2 separate regions of the Homo sapiens genome follow, and region 1 is linked to region 2. The links are chromatin contacts, found by Hi-C in ENCODE. All regions are on one chromosome and are shown on one strand. The core of a region is the stretch at or near the end of the contact, and the rest is flanking DNA. Distances in the headings are between cores, read along the strand shown.

Evidence for each region. A loop is a pair of places that touch in the nucleus more often than their neighbours do. Pooled maps may share reads with other maps.
Region 1: a map of CD8-positive, alpha-beta T cell shows a loop between it and region 2 (7-fold over the local background). The contact joins the promoter of CCT7 here to the promoter of PPP3R1 in region 2. A Hi-C loop is called at or near these places in 2 of 168 maps with a recorded cell type or tissue (CD8-positive, alpha-beta T cell and naive thymus-derived CD4-positive, alpha-beta T cell) and 9 of 50 pooled maps.

Annotation. Positions count from the first base shown.
Region 1 is chr2:73,229,443-73,236,505 of GRCh38, forward strand. It overlaps CCT7 (chaperonin containing TCP1 subunit 7), which reads left to right and starts at 4,866. Exons shown (of 12, transcript NM_006429.4): 1 at 4,866-4,942. The coding sequence starts at 4,937. PRADC1 (protease associated domain containing 1) reads right to left here and starts at 3,797. Exons shown (of 5, transcript NM_032319.3): 1 at 3,652-3,797; 2 at 671-771; 3 at 19-128. The coding sequence starts at 3,718. RefSeq lists a silencer at 3,844-4,053 and enhancers at 4,341-4,872, 4,514-4,563, 4,684-4,753.
Region 2 is chr2:68,247,233-68,254,000 of GRCh38, forward strand. It overlaps PPP3R1 (protein phosphatase 3 regulatory subunit B, alpha), which reads right to left and starts at 5,300. Exons shown (of 6, transcript NM_000945.4): 1 at 4,893-5,300. The coding sequence starts at 4,895. PPP3R1-AS1 (PPP3R1 and CNRIP1 antisense RNA 1) reads left to right here and starts at 4,371. Exons shown (of 2, transcript XR_001739527.2): 1 at 4,371-4,502. RefSeq lists silencers at 4,620-4,729, 4,910-4,959, 5,220-5,659 and an enhancer at 5,750-6,419.

The DNA.
Region 1 (7,063 bases), core at 3,616-6,115, 5.0 Mb after region 2:
TGCCTGCCCACTCCTTACCCCCTCTCCACCAGAGCAATCTGGTCCTGGATGAAGAAACCGTTGCTGAGTTCCCCGCAGGCCTCTGGAGGTTCAGCGGGGACAAGGTGAATCTGCTCATACCTTGTGTGCTGAAAAACATTTAACATTTGGACAGGTGAGAGTGTAATGAGACACACCTGCTTTAGGACTGGGCTGACAATCCCATCTTATTGGCACCTTATAAAGTGTGAAGGAAACATGGAGTGGTTTCTGTATCGCCAGACACTTAAACATTTTTACTTAATTCTCGCAAAGGCCTATCTGGTTGTCCTACACCACCCTACCCTTCTATGAGATAGGCAGGGGACTTGGTTGTAGATCCAGAGAGAGGAAGTGATGTGCCTTAAGTCACATAGTTCACAGGTAGAGCTGGCAGAGGAAGCTGGTGCTCTTGGCTTTTCACTTCATGTCCCCTAAAAAGACAACTTGTCCCTCCATGGTGCCTAGGTTTATATTATACTCAGGGGAGTAGCTGGAAGAGCTTCCTTTCTGTGCTGCAGCTCATGGAAGGCAGAGCTGATTCTGCTCCCTTCCCTGTCCCAGCACTCAGGTGGGATGAGAGGGTCACTGCAGCTCAGTGAGGGGAAGGGGGAGGTTGAGGATCAGAGATCAGGGGCCTCCCTTAACTTACAAAGATACCACCAAAGTCCTTGGCAGGTGTGGCTGTGAAGATGTATCGAATGTCCCCAGGACTCAGCACTTGAAAGTACAAATAATCATGGATACGGAAGCCTGAAGGATAAAGAGTACAGGTAAGAAGCCTCCCAGGAACAAGCTGGTTCAGGTTCAGATCCCAGACCCTGTGTCTTCAGCTGGGCTGGCTATAGTCTGGGCTCAGGGTCCTGGCTTCAGCCAACGGGGTCCACTAGTGGCAGGGTTGGGGGCTAGATGGCCTCTGTCCTGGGGAGGATAGAGTTGATGCAGAGTCATTAACCCCAGAGGCTTATATCAGCTGCTGCTGCTGCTTACGCAGTAAGCCAGGAAAACTGAGAGCTCCAGGGTTAGTATTTTTGCTCTGAAGACCTGGGAGTTTCAGGGTAGAGATGTAGTGGCCTGCGTACAAAGCAATTCTCACTAAAATTTAAAAGTTGACTTTCTGGTCCCACTGCCATCCCCTTAAGTCTAGTCACTATCATCTCTTGTCCTGACAGCTCAGCTTCTTACCTGGCCTCCCTGCCTCCATTCTTGCTCCCCAAGCAACAACCAGAAATCGAAAACATCTTAGCAATTATGAGCACATCACCATACCTAGGGTTTCAATAACTGCCCTTTGCATTTAAAATTTAAACTCTTTTTAAACTGTGGCCTACAAGACCCTGTTTGCTGTGGCCCCTGGCCACTCTTCCAACCTCATCTCCTCCATCCTGTGTTCAAGCTACACTGGCCTTTCAGTGTCTTCACTTCTCTGGGTCTTTCTGCAGGCTGTTCCCTGAGCCTGGAAGGCCCCCTACTCCCACGCCACCCTACTTCCACCCCTTTACCTGACTCTTTCCTAGTCATCCTTCAGGTCACACCTTAAATGTCACTTCCTCAGAGAAAGCTTCTGCCTCATGATTGCCCTCCCATACCCATTCAAATGTACTTTTTAATAAATGGGGACTTTCAACATAATTTGTAATTATACAGCTTTCATAACTTTTCTTTTTTTCTTTTTTTGAGACGGAGTCTCGCTCTGTCACCCAGGCTGGAGTGCAGTGTTGCGATCTAGGCTCGCTGCAAGCTCCGCCTCCCGGGTTCACGCCATTCTCCTGCCTCAGCCTCCGGAGTAGCTGGGACTACAGGCGCCCGCCACCACGCCCGGAGAATTTTTTGTATTTTTAGTAGAGACGGGGTTTCACCGTGTTAGCCAGGATGGTCTCTATCTCCTGACCTCGTGATCCACCCGCCTGGGCCTTCCAAAGTGCTGGGATTACAGGCGTGAGCCACCGCGCCCGGCCTCTTTTTCTTTTTTTTGAGACAGGGTCTCACTTTATCACCCAGGCTGGAGTGCAGTGGCGCCATCTCGCCTCACAGCAACCTCCACCTCCCAGGCTCAAGCGATTCTCATGCCTCAGCCTCCCAAATAGCTGGGACTACAGGCGTGCGCCACCATGCCTGGCTAATTTTTTTTTGTATTTTTTAGTAGAGAGGGTTTCGCCATGTTGACCAGGCTGATTTTTTTTTTTCATTTTTTAAATAGGAATGGGGTCTCGCCTTGTTGCCAGGGCTTGTGATCCTCCCACCTTGGCTTACCAAAGTCCTGGGATTACAGGCGTGAGCCACCGCACCTGCCCTGGATTCATAATTTTTAAATATCTGCCTCTTCCACTTTGTAACTTCATTCAGTGAAGAGTCACCAGTGTCTTGCACAGTGGCTACAATATAGGGATAGCCCTATAAACTTTCCTGAATGGGTGAACAACTATATCTAGCTCCACAGCACCGATGAAGAGAATTTCCAGACCACTAGATTTTTCTGGGGCATGGGATCTTCTCCTCAGCACCAAAGTTTAATGTTGTACCTGGACTTGAGTCCCTGGTTTCCTTAACCCAGAGAGACTGCGGAATGTTGAAAGATAAAAACTGCTGTCATGGGCGGGCGCGGTGGCTCACGCCTGTAATCCCAGCACTTTGGGAGGCCGAGGCGGGCAGATCACGAGGTCAGGAGATCGAGACCATCCTGGCTAACACGGTGAAACCCCCGTCTCTACTAAAAATACAAAAAAATTAGCCGGGCGTGGTGGTGGGCGCCTGTAGTCCCAGCTACTTGGGAGGCTGAGGCAGGAGAATGGCGTGAACCCGGGAGGCGGAGCTTGCAGTGAGCCGAGATCGGGCCACTGCACTGCAACCTGGGCGACAGAGCAAGACTCCGTCTCAAAAAAAAAAAAAAGAAAAAAAGAAAACTGCTGTCACAAGTCTGTTAGTCTATCAACAAACTACCAAGTCACTACTGTGTACCAAGGATGGCATTAAGGCTTTAGCTGTCTTTGTTTACTGCCCAAATCACAGCCATCAGTTAGAGCTCCCATGGCTTGGCACTGGGCTATACAGTCCTGGGAGTGGGGACTCCCTCTCGGATACAAATACACCCCCAGAAAGCCTTCCTGGACTAGCGTCAAACTCACTCCCTCCTCCCCAACCCTTGCTTGCCTTTGTGTGTGCTTATTTGTGTAAGTTGTGGGTATACGTATGTGCTCACTTATGTGCATAGATGTATACATTTATGTGCTTGTGTAGGTGTAAACGGTTTGTGCGTGTGTGCCCACGTGTAGGAATGTGTGCTCCTGTGTACATGTGAATGCTCACATACATATCTCCAGCCTGTAGTATCCTTCCTTAGCTGTCCCTTCTGGTCGCACCCTAAGTCACCTGGGTCGGCGCTAGTGGGCGGGGAGGGGCGAGTGGGGAGATCTGCTTTGTCGTGGGAAGGTGAGGAGTCAGAGCTTCAGCCTCAGGCTGCGCCCACTTTATGTCCTTGGACCACCACCCACTTATTCCGGCCGCCCGCTCCCAGACCTGTCCTGCTCTGAACTCGCAGGGTCCCCAAGGTGACCCTTGGCCCCCAACCCGAGACGCGCGCAAGCTGGACGGCCAGCCCCGCCCTGCAACGCAGTCCCACCCGTTGCCGCTCACCGTGGGCCGCGACGCACGCGGGGAGCCAGAGCACGAGACAACACCAGCCCGCGGCGCCGGGGACCATCTCCAGGGCCGGGCCCGGCCCGGCGCCGCGTTTCCTCTCGCCGCCCCGCCGCGCGTCGCTCGCAGGACTTCAGCCTGACAGCTGCTCCGGCCTCCCGCCCACATACCCGCTCTCGCCGCGGGCTGGACGACGGGAACGAGGCTCAAGGCTGATTGGCTCTGACGCCTGCTCATGTAGCCACACTTTCCGCCTCTGCGCCTTAGCCTACTTCCTATTGGTCGAGAGAAGTGGAGCCGGGGGCTGATTGGCTTAAACTCTTAACAGCTACAACCGGCCTTCGCCTCAGCCCCGCCCCAGCATACTCTCCGGGTCCTCGCTGGCGGTGGGCGGGCCAGGGAGGACAAGCACTGGAGGTGTGCCCGTAGCCGGACTTGCTTCAGCTGTCGATAGTCGAGGCCGTTAACCCTTGCGGTCTCGGTCCTGTCCACTCCAAGGCCGCCTCGATTGACGACGATTAGCCTTCTCCCAGCTGCGCTTCCCTCCTCCCAGCTGCGCTTCCCTCCTCCCCACGCCTTCACGGGAAGGCACTCGTCTTGCGCCAGGGGGTCTTCCGCCCAGTGCCACCAACGCTTGCGCGCTCACCGTGGATAGGCGCTGGGGCCGCGGCCTGGCGCACGCCATCCACGAGGAGCCTCTGGCCAGTGCAAAGCCAGAAAACGGGCATTGGGGGCAGCTTCCCACGCTCGTCCCGTTGACACTGACTATGTAACTGTGACACTGGACACCTTGACCTCTCAGCCTCCTTTCTGTCATCAGTAAAATGGCCTTAATAGGACCAACGCAATAGGGTTGTGAGGATTAAATGAGATCGCTCACGTAAAGTGCTTTGGCACCAGCCTATCCCACACTTTGCGTCCCACACTTTTGCCTTTATTGCATTCCTTGGTCTGGCGTCCGGGGATGGAGGAGGGTGGAATTAAGTTAGTAGGTGATGCGGGCCGAGCAAAGACCCTCCGTGCTCTAAGAAGCACGACCGAAATGCGGCGACCCCTCTTTAATGAACGCCCCTCACTAGAGAGTCCCCGAAGCCCAGCCTCAGGTCCTTCTAGCCGCACCGAGTCGGTGGTAACGAACCATAGAGTAGCGGAAGTGGTCCGTTCTCTTCCTCTCCCGGCCCAAGCTTCTGGGTATTTCTATTGCGCGAGGCATTGTGGGTTGCTGGGCGGCCCGGTCTCGGAGAAGAGGGGAGAGTGGCGGGCCGCTGAATAAGCTTCCAAAATGATGGTGAGTGGCGTCTCGCGCATCCGTCGCCATCAGCTGCCATCTGGCCGGTGGCCGGCGCCGCTCGGCCTGGGCTTGCTCTGTAGGACCCTCTTTTGCTTGCCGCCTCTGTCCTCGCCCAGATCCCCAGCTTAGGGGCGACCCCAGCCAGCCGCGGCCTGGCTCGGCCCGAGCACGGCGCTGGAGCCGTTGGCGAGGGCTGCGTGGGGCTTTAGAGGAGTCTCTGGGCTGGCCGGTTGGGGACTACAAGTCCCAGGGTGCTTCGGGCCCGCGAACCCACGTCGGGGACCTCTTTTTTAGCCCCGCATGATCGGGACTTGCGTGAAACGAGTGCAGGTCGGCCGTGGTTACGCGGTCGGCAGCTAGACTTGGAAGCTGGGGCTGCTCTGAGATTTGCGGGCTGTAAAGACGTGTGCTTCTTGGAACCGGCACAGGCACATTGGGGACCTCATATTGTGCCCGCCTAGGGACTCACTATGTTCACTCGCTGACCCTCACCGCAGCGTGCAGAGAAGCAGACGCCTTCCCTAGTACTTTTAATTCATTCACTCATTCGCTCAGTCATTAAATAAACGCGTCTTTAGTGCCTACTGAATGTACCAGGCCCTGGTGGTTGCTGGGGGTTGCAGCCTCTCAGCCAGGAGAACGGGAAAGGTAGATGGAGACACTGTATCGGAGGTGGGAAGACCCAGGCTCGGACTCTGGTGACATAAGAAAGGCTTTTCTAGTTGGCTACCTAACTCTGGGTCTCGTTTTCTTGAAATTTGGGGCGAGGGAGTTGCTGTGAGTCCTGGAGCCACCTAAAGTGCTCCTTGTAGCCCTACTTCCCACACTTCTTTTCTCTGTCTCTCGGAGCTTTAGATACTTTCCGTGGGTCCCAAGCCTCGATGGTATCTCCTGGGTTGTTATTGAGTAGGGCCAGCTTCCGAGGTGGTGTTTGACCCTGACTGAGATACTGCTTTCTGTGCACTTGGCAGTTCACTTATTCATTTTGGCCTGTCCGACTCTATCTTCTGCTCTTTTCCTGCTTCCTGCAGCTTTTCTCTGTCCTGTTAGGGACGCAGACACCTTTTAGGTGTTCTACCAAATGCCCTATGAATCCCGCTTGTACCCAAGGTAGAAGGAAATTAGCATTTAACAGTACTTCCTCTCCCCTTTATGTCTCTAGCATTGCTCATTCTTGAAGTCGTCTTCATCTTCTGTGCAGAGGCAGCATAGTACAGCAGTTGAGAGTAAGGCCTCTGGAGCTACACTGAATGCCTAGGTTTGTAACTTAGCTCTGCCACTTACTAGCTGTGTGACTTTGAGCATGTTATTTAATTTCTGGTTCTCAGTTTGTCAGTGTGCCTAGCAGATAGTAAGCACTCAGCAATGTTAGCTCTTACTCGGCGAGGTGGTTGTTTGCTTCCTTTCATCTCTGAAATCAGTCCATCCCGCTGCCAGGGCTTCCGTAAGAGCTTTGGTTCACATTCACACAGCTAGGGATCAGAACCGCCATTCTCTGCCGTGATAAAACTTCACCAGTGGGCTCTAGATCATCACACTTGGATTTTCCCTGAACTGACCCCTCCTCTGTCAGATTGACGTTTCCCTGCTGTATTGGCTCTTGATATCTCCTCCCCATTTTTGGAATGTGAAACTTCTATCTCCAAGAGTCTTCCTGTCTTCAAATTGGCCCCTGATATTCTAGAATACTTCTGTAATCGAAAGAGAGGTGAAAAGGTCCCCTGAAACCTCAGTCCTGTGATGTTGGTACAGCTTGCATAAAATGTATGTCCTTGCCTTTGTGGCGTTGAGCGCTGTGTGCCTTGGCATAGACACACTTGTTTTGTAAGCCATTAAGCTTAATGATGCTTAGTGAAAGTTTTAAAGTAGGATGAAGAGGAAGATCAGTAAGCTGAAATTCCAAAACCTTCCATTATACCTGTGGCCAATTACTGGAGTCTGCTCTTGTTTCTTTTTCTTTTTTTTTTTTCCCGAGATGGAGTCTTGCTCTGTTGCCCAGGCTGGAGTGCAGTGGCACCATCTTGGCTCACTGCAACCTCCATTCCCAGGTTCAAGCAATTCTCCTGCCTCAGCCTCCCAAGTAGCTGGGATTACAGGCATACGCCACCACGCCTGGCT
Region 2 (6,768 bases), core at 4,050-6,549:
ATGAGCCACTGTGCCTAGCCCACCCATGATTCCTTTAAATTCAGCATGTGCAAAAATAAAAATTCTCATCACTCCCCCAAAACCTTCTTCTCCTACATCTCCTAGGAGAATGTGCATTTCTAACAAGGTCCCAAATGATACTGATGCTGCTAGTCCAGGATCCACTTCTTGAGAATCACTGTTCAAACACATGTGCCTCTTTCTACCTCCAGGCTATCAAGTTCTTTCTGTTTCTCCTAGGCCATGACATGTATGTAGCAGGCACTGTTAATATTTCACAGCACTCTATCCTATTGAAATTGGAGTCTTGCAACATAGCATCCCAAGCACTAATTACCAAATAATAGAAGCCTAGAGATGAAACAATAGTCATCCCAGCAAACTGGAAGTTTCTCGAGGACAGGAACAGTATTCCCCATGTATTCCTAAAACCTAACCTTAACCAAGTAGGTGCTCAACAAATATTTGCTGGGTGGATAGCATTATCCAAAGCCAGAAACCAAAGCAGAATTCACCACCTCTTTTCTTCCCCATAATCCAATAGTTACCAAGTTCTTTCTTCTACCGCCTAAATGTATCTCCTGTAGGATCCCTACTATCTATCTGCATTGTTACTGTATTCTTTCACATCCTTCTGTCTCATATAAATTACTATAATTATTTCTGAATCCTCATGTCTAGATTCATCTATCCTATTATCCACCCGGCCATCAGAATGGTCTCTTTAAAAAAGTAAATGAGACAATGTCATTCTCCTGCTTGAAAATAACTTCCCACTGCTTTTAGGAGAAAAAAGATTAACTCCTTCATGATATGCAAATCCCTCTATGATCTAGTGTCAATCCACCAGACACTACCCCCTTCCTCTCCAGCCACGCTAAACTAACACTGTAGTTCTCTGGATGGCTTGTATATCTCATGCTTCCATGACTTCGAACAGAAGCTCTCTATGTGGTGTGCCCTTCCTCACTGGCTAAATACTCATCCTTTCAAGACTCAGTTCAGACACCATTTCTTCCAGGAAACTTTAAGTGACATTCATCCCCAGTGTGGATTAAGCCTCTTCCCTGCCATGTGCTCTTACAGCATCCCATGTTTAGTCTGTTAATAGCACATAGCACACTGCATAATCACTGTCTTATTTACCCTACTTGATTAATTTCCTTGTAGATAACAATTATGTCTTAAGTACATATAGTTAGTGCTAGGTACATTAAGAGACGCTTGACTCAACTTTACACATTCCTTCCTATTCTCTAAACAGTGGTTCTCAAAGTTCAGCCTATATCACAATTACCTGGAAGACCTATAAAACTTAAGACTGCTTGGCTCATCTCCAGAATTTTGGATTCAGTTGTTCCAGGGTGGGGCCTGACAAGTTTCCAGATGATGCTGTTGCTGTTGGTTCGGGAACCATCAGTGCTCCAAATGTACATTGTCTCTTCCTCCCTTTAGGATTTAAAGTGCCTTCTTCTAGATGCCTCCAACTCTGCCTACTGCAACGCTGATCTTTTTAGACCCAGCTAGCTCAATTACCACCTCCTTCATAAAACTTTTCCTAATCCCAGGTGAAAATGATCTTGCTCCTTCTTAAATTTCTATCATGCTTTGTGTGTACTATTCATATGACACTCATCACATGCTAACTTACTTCACGGTTACTGCCATTTGTCTTACATTCTCTACTTAAATGAAGGTAGGAAACCTGCCTTAATCATTGCAATATCCTCCACAACAGAGAGCACAACAACCAGTAAACGGCAGACAAAATCTACAAGTATTTGTTGATAGGAATGAATCCCTGTTGCTTGCCCCAGACTCCAGGCCCACTGTCTGACTTAATATCCTCCTGGCCCAAGGTGACTTCCTTATACTGCCTTACTACCTATAACAGTTGCCTGATCCTTCCATACTTGTCTGTCCCTCTCATTGCTGACTGACCCTTAGTCAGCTTCTTTACTTTATACCTTGAACCATTTTAATTTTCTCATTCACTATGGGACAAAATGAGTGGATAAATTTTCTCAGGACAGATGTGAATTTTAATTCCGCTGGTCATAAGACAGGTTTTTTTTTTTCTAAAAAGTGGCCTTTGCCACAGAATCTGAACTAGAATATGTTGTGTAAAACTCTACATACAGTTATAGACGGCAATAAATTTGTTTTAAGTTCTAGATGCAGATCATGGAGATAAAAAAAAATTTAAAAGTTTAAAAGCACAAAGACATGAAAAGGCCTTTATAAAATTTAAAGTTCCCTTAAGAAACAAAACGTAAAACAATTACCTTTATATTATGTTCATTTAAGTATCCAGAACAAAATCCGTATTATCTATTTCAACAAAAACATATATAAAACACCTCGTTCAGGGGAAATTCCTAGGAGCTCACTATTTACAAGATTTTTTTTTTTAACATATAACCTTCATTCTCCCTGGACGCTTAACAATTTAAAACTCAAATAAGGGTGAAGGGAGGGAAAGACTTTAACTTTCAGGAAAAAAAAAAATAAACTACGTTTAAGGCACCAACTAAAATTAATACCTGTCAGAAAAGATCCTTGAGAGTACATTTAAATCTTATAAGCCTTTTTACTTTCCATACTTGAATTAACTAGTGATATTTCATACTGTAAATGCTGTTGACAGAATGTAAATAATAAGAGTTCTAAGAGAGATTTTCCAAAGGGTGTGAAAGTTTTCAGAATTGTATGTTCAATTAACCAGAAAAATTAACCAGATCACTCCAAAGCCTGATTTATTTGGGTTAATCGACATCCCATATGGCAAAGTTGAGTTATGGGTATGGTCTTGATACTTTCAAACCAGTACTGTATTCAGCAGACCAAAATAACCCTAAAGTTGGAAAGCCACTGCCAACATTATGTAGGTCCTGAAATGGTATTGGGAGGATGAAAGAGGAAAAAAAAAAACCCAACAGTTGAATTAGGAAATAAATACTGAAAAGGGAGCTGGGAAGAAAAGGAACATAATGACCTGGCAGGAAACAACATCGTCTGATACACCGTAAAATATTTTAAAAGACAAGAAAACAGAGTTAACAGGAAAATAAGAAATTGAAGAGCTAAAAGAGAACTTCCCAGTTTCAGTCTGTTGTTCAAAAAACAGAGGACGGGGTGCACCGCAAGAGAGTTACTATTTGGAAACCATACCACTTCGCTGTATAATATATAAACAACAAAAGGCTAGATCATTGTTCCTCAAATGTGCTGTTTATAAAGCTAAGTAAAAACATTCCCTGCAATGAACAAAGATCTTCAAGATCCTGACCTTCAAGTAAAGCATGTGCATAAGGAAATTCTATTAAAGCACTGAAATGCAATTCTTCACTTCAAAAGACTATGCCAACAAAAAGATTATATGATGAATGGCTATGATCTTCCTAAATTGTTTTGTGACTTTCAGGTGCCAAAGTTGCCTCTCTGAGCTGCCTCGCAAGTTGGCAAGGAAAAACTTTCTCTACACATCAAAATCGGCAATCATTTAAGTCTGCTCTTAATCTGGGTTTTAAGTGCACCAGTAAGCACTTACTCATTTGCCCTATATTTTAAATAAAAGCTGACTTACCTGAATATTCTAATTTCACGTTCTTCCCTTAAAATCGATTTCACCAAATCGATTTTAAGTTGTAAGCAACAGCATTCCTCCCTTCAGTAATCCACCACGTACACTGAAGCACTTAAATTCTACATACAGGGTGGGATACCATACAGTGGAAAAGATGCGAGAAATTACCCACCGTCAACCAGTTTAAGTCTTCTGACAACTGTTCAAAGACTTTTAGAGAAAGCCTAATAACTGAATCGCATGATGGAGTATCTGATATACGCGGAATAGCACTCTGAACTTTCTCTACTGTGTATACAACTCTTGATTACAAAGAGGAAACTAACGACTAGGGCTTCCCCGAGCGAGAGAACCGGTAAGGTAACAGGCTAAAAGGGCGTCGTTGATTTCTTGGCTGCAGCGACAGAGGCGGGAGACACACCCCTAGCGTCGGTCTGAAACACTACAGCAGCGAATTCTACCTAGGGATTAATGTGAGGGTAAGGAAAGACAAATTAAAATCGCCATGATTCAAAAACAACCACTCCAAGAGAGAGACACAAGAAGGTACCAAAGAAAATGAAAAAACCCTTGGTAGTAACGGAAGCATGAAAAATTAAGCGCCCCCATTTCTCCCAAACCAAGTTCGCGTATGTTTTCGTGAACAAACACCTTGGATCTTTCCGGTTCGCCAGGGCAGCGAGCAAAGCAGCAGCGAACGGAAACCCCGCAGGGCTGCGCACCGCAGCTAAACCGACGCTCGCAGGAGAGGGGAAGTGAGTGGCAGGGTTCCCTGCCAAGACTCACTGCTGGGAAACAGGCAGTGAGTGGAAGCAGCAGCAGCTCTGGAGAGTAAGTGGGTCTTATGTAAAGTGCCATTTGCCACATATTGTTATTTCCAAAGGATTTCAGAATACCCTCGAACTCGAAAAACAGAGTGAGTGTGGAGGGGAGGGGGGTGCTCCACGTGGAGGAGGGTCGCGAGAAGGAGAGTGCGCCGGGCTGATGGTCAGCGGTGCCCGCGGGGGTCGATGCCGGGCGGGACCGGCGGCGCGGGGGTGGGGCGACGGCGGGGCGGCGGCCGAGCAGCAGAGGGGCGCCCCGCAGAGGCCGGGGGCGGGCGCGGGGGCCCCGCCGCCGTCCTGTCAGCAGCCGCCCCGCCGCCCTCTCCGGCTCGCCCGCAACCGCCGCGGGACCCGCCGGGCCCGGGTCTCTGGAATTTTCCACGGGGGACAGCCGACCGGGGGCGTCGGGGCTCGCCCCCGCACCCGACCCGGACGGCGGCAGTAGGGGGAGGGATGGTGCATCGAGGAAGCCAAGGTCTCACCATTTTGCTCGGCGGGTCGGCGGCTCGCTGGCTCGCTGGCTCGGAGAAGTGTTGCGCTCAGGCTGGCTCGCAGGAAACGGCGGCGGCGGCCCAGCTGCGGCCCTCGGGTCGCCGGCGGGGAGGGGGCGCGCGTGGGGGAGGGGAGGCGGCGCCGCGGGGCCCGCGCCGGCCGGGCGATTGGGCACGCGAGGGAGCGGGCAGGGTAGGGGGAAATAAATTAAGGTCGAGATTCAGAGCCGGAGAGCGCGGGAGGAGCAGCGGCGAGAGGCAGGAGAGGCAGAGAAGAAGAAAGGAGGGGGAGAGGGGGCGAAGACGGCCGGGAAACTCGGGGGCTGCAGCCTCGCGCTCGCGCCGGAGCCGTGACGGACTCACTGCAGCGGCTCGCGCTGACCCGCAACCTCAAGGCACGAAAAAAGGGGAGGGCGGAGAGGGAGGGGAAAGCGGAGTGCTGCAGCGCGCGGGGCGGGGGCGGGGCTTCCGCGAGCGCCGCACATCCGGGAACCTGCGCGCCCCGCTGGGCGGCGAGTGCCGCGGCGCTCTGGCGAGCTCTGGTTGGGGAACGCTGAGCGCGCGGACCACGTTCGCCCCTCAGCCGGCCGCCCCTTGCGTGCAGGGTGGGGGGAGGCCAGGGGCGGGGGCGCGGACGTCGGTGACGTCGCGTGGCGGAGCCCTTCCGGTCATGTGGCTGGAGGCGGGCGGGGAAGAAGGCAAGGCTGGGAGGGGAAGGAGGAAATGCGAGGGTTCCCCGGCGGGAGGAAGCGCGAGGGGTGCGCGAGTGCTAGCGAAAGGGGGACAGGGGCCCTGGAGTGGAAGCCTTGCGGGAGAGGAGGAGCAGAGGAGCAGTCTTAGGGTGTCAGAACCACCCGGATGCCGCACCAAAAAACAGGAAAAATCCAAGTCCTGCGAGAGGCAGTCAAAGGTATCTGTGCATCCGTGTACCGACTTGGATCCACTACAGAATTGCACGGCCCATCAGGACTGCTGTCACCCCGGTGCAGCACCCGCAGGCCCATCTGTAATATGAATTGGCAGAGTCAGGAACCAGGTTGCAAAGACAGAGAAGCGAGCCAAAGCTGGCCGCAGCCCGAGGCGTGGGGAGAACCTGGGCAAACGAGGAGAAGGGATACTTCCCACTCGCAGAAAGACTTTCCACCCAGCTCTGCATTCCCATAAACCGTCCAGACTCCCCTTTGGCGGAGTCCATCAGTTTTTGTTTAAAAAAAGAAAAAAACTCGAATGTAGATTGCCCGCTTATCCTTTTAGTAGAGCTATATCCACTCCTGTGGCAATTATCTTCCCAGAAAATTCAGATTACAATAGGAAATTACATCCAGAAAAGCATAAGGAGGAAATTTATGTTCGAGAGAAGAAATAAAGCTGTCAGGAGAGGTGTGATGAGGATAACGAAGAAAACATTTTGCAACTATTTTAACCAGTTATTCCTTTACAAGCCTTGATAATCGCCCGCACTCGTGTGTGTTTGAGAGTGTGTGTGTGTGTGTGTGTGTGTGTGAGAGAGAGAGAGAGGATGTTTTCTGAGTGATCGGAAACTCCTTATTGATAAAGCCTTTGAGTCATTTTATAAAAAGCCATTGTGTTGTTTTTTTTTAAAAAAGTCTTAATGATCCTTACATGAGAACTTTATTCTTTTTATGTGCTAATTATTTTTCCATATGATGAGCATGCATTTTTTTCTAATAAACGCTCAGCGATTTGCCCTAGGACTAAATGGTTCCTGTCTCTCTTTCTCTCTGTCTTTCTCTCTCTGTCAATCCCCCCCTCCCCGCCCCTCCATCCCTCCCCTTCCCCCTTCAGGAGCTACTTTGCTTCTGTGTCAGGATGAATAAGGAAAAGAACTTAGACATAACAAGCTGTG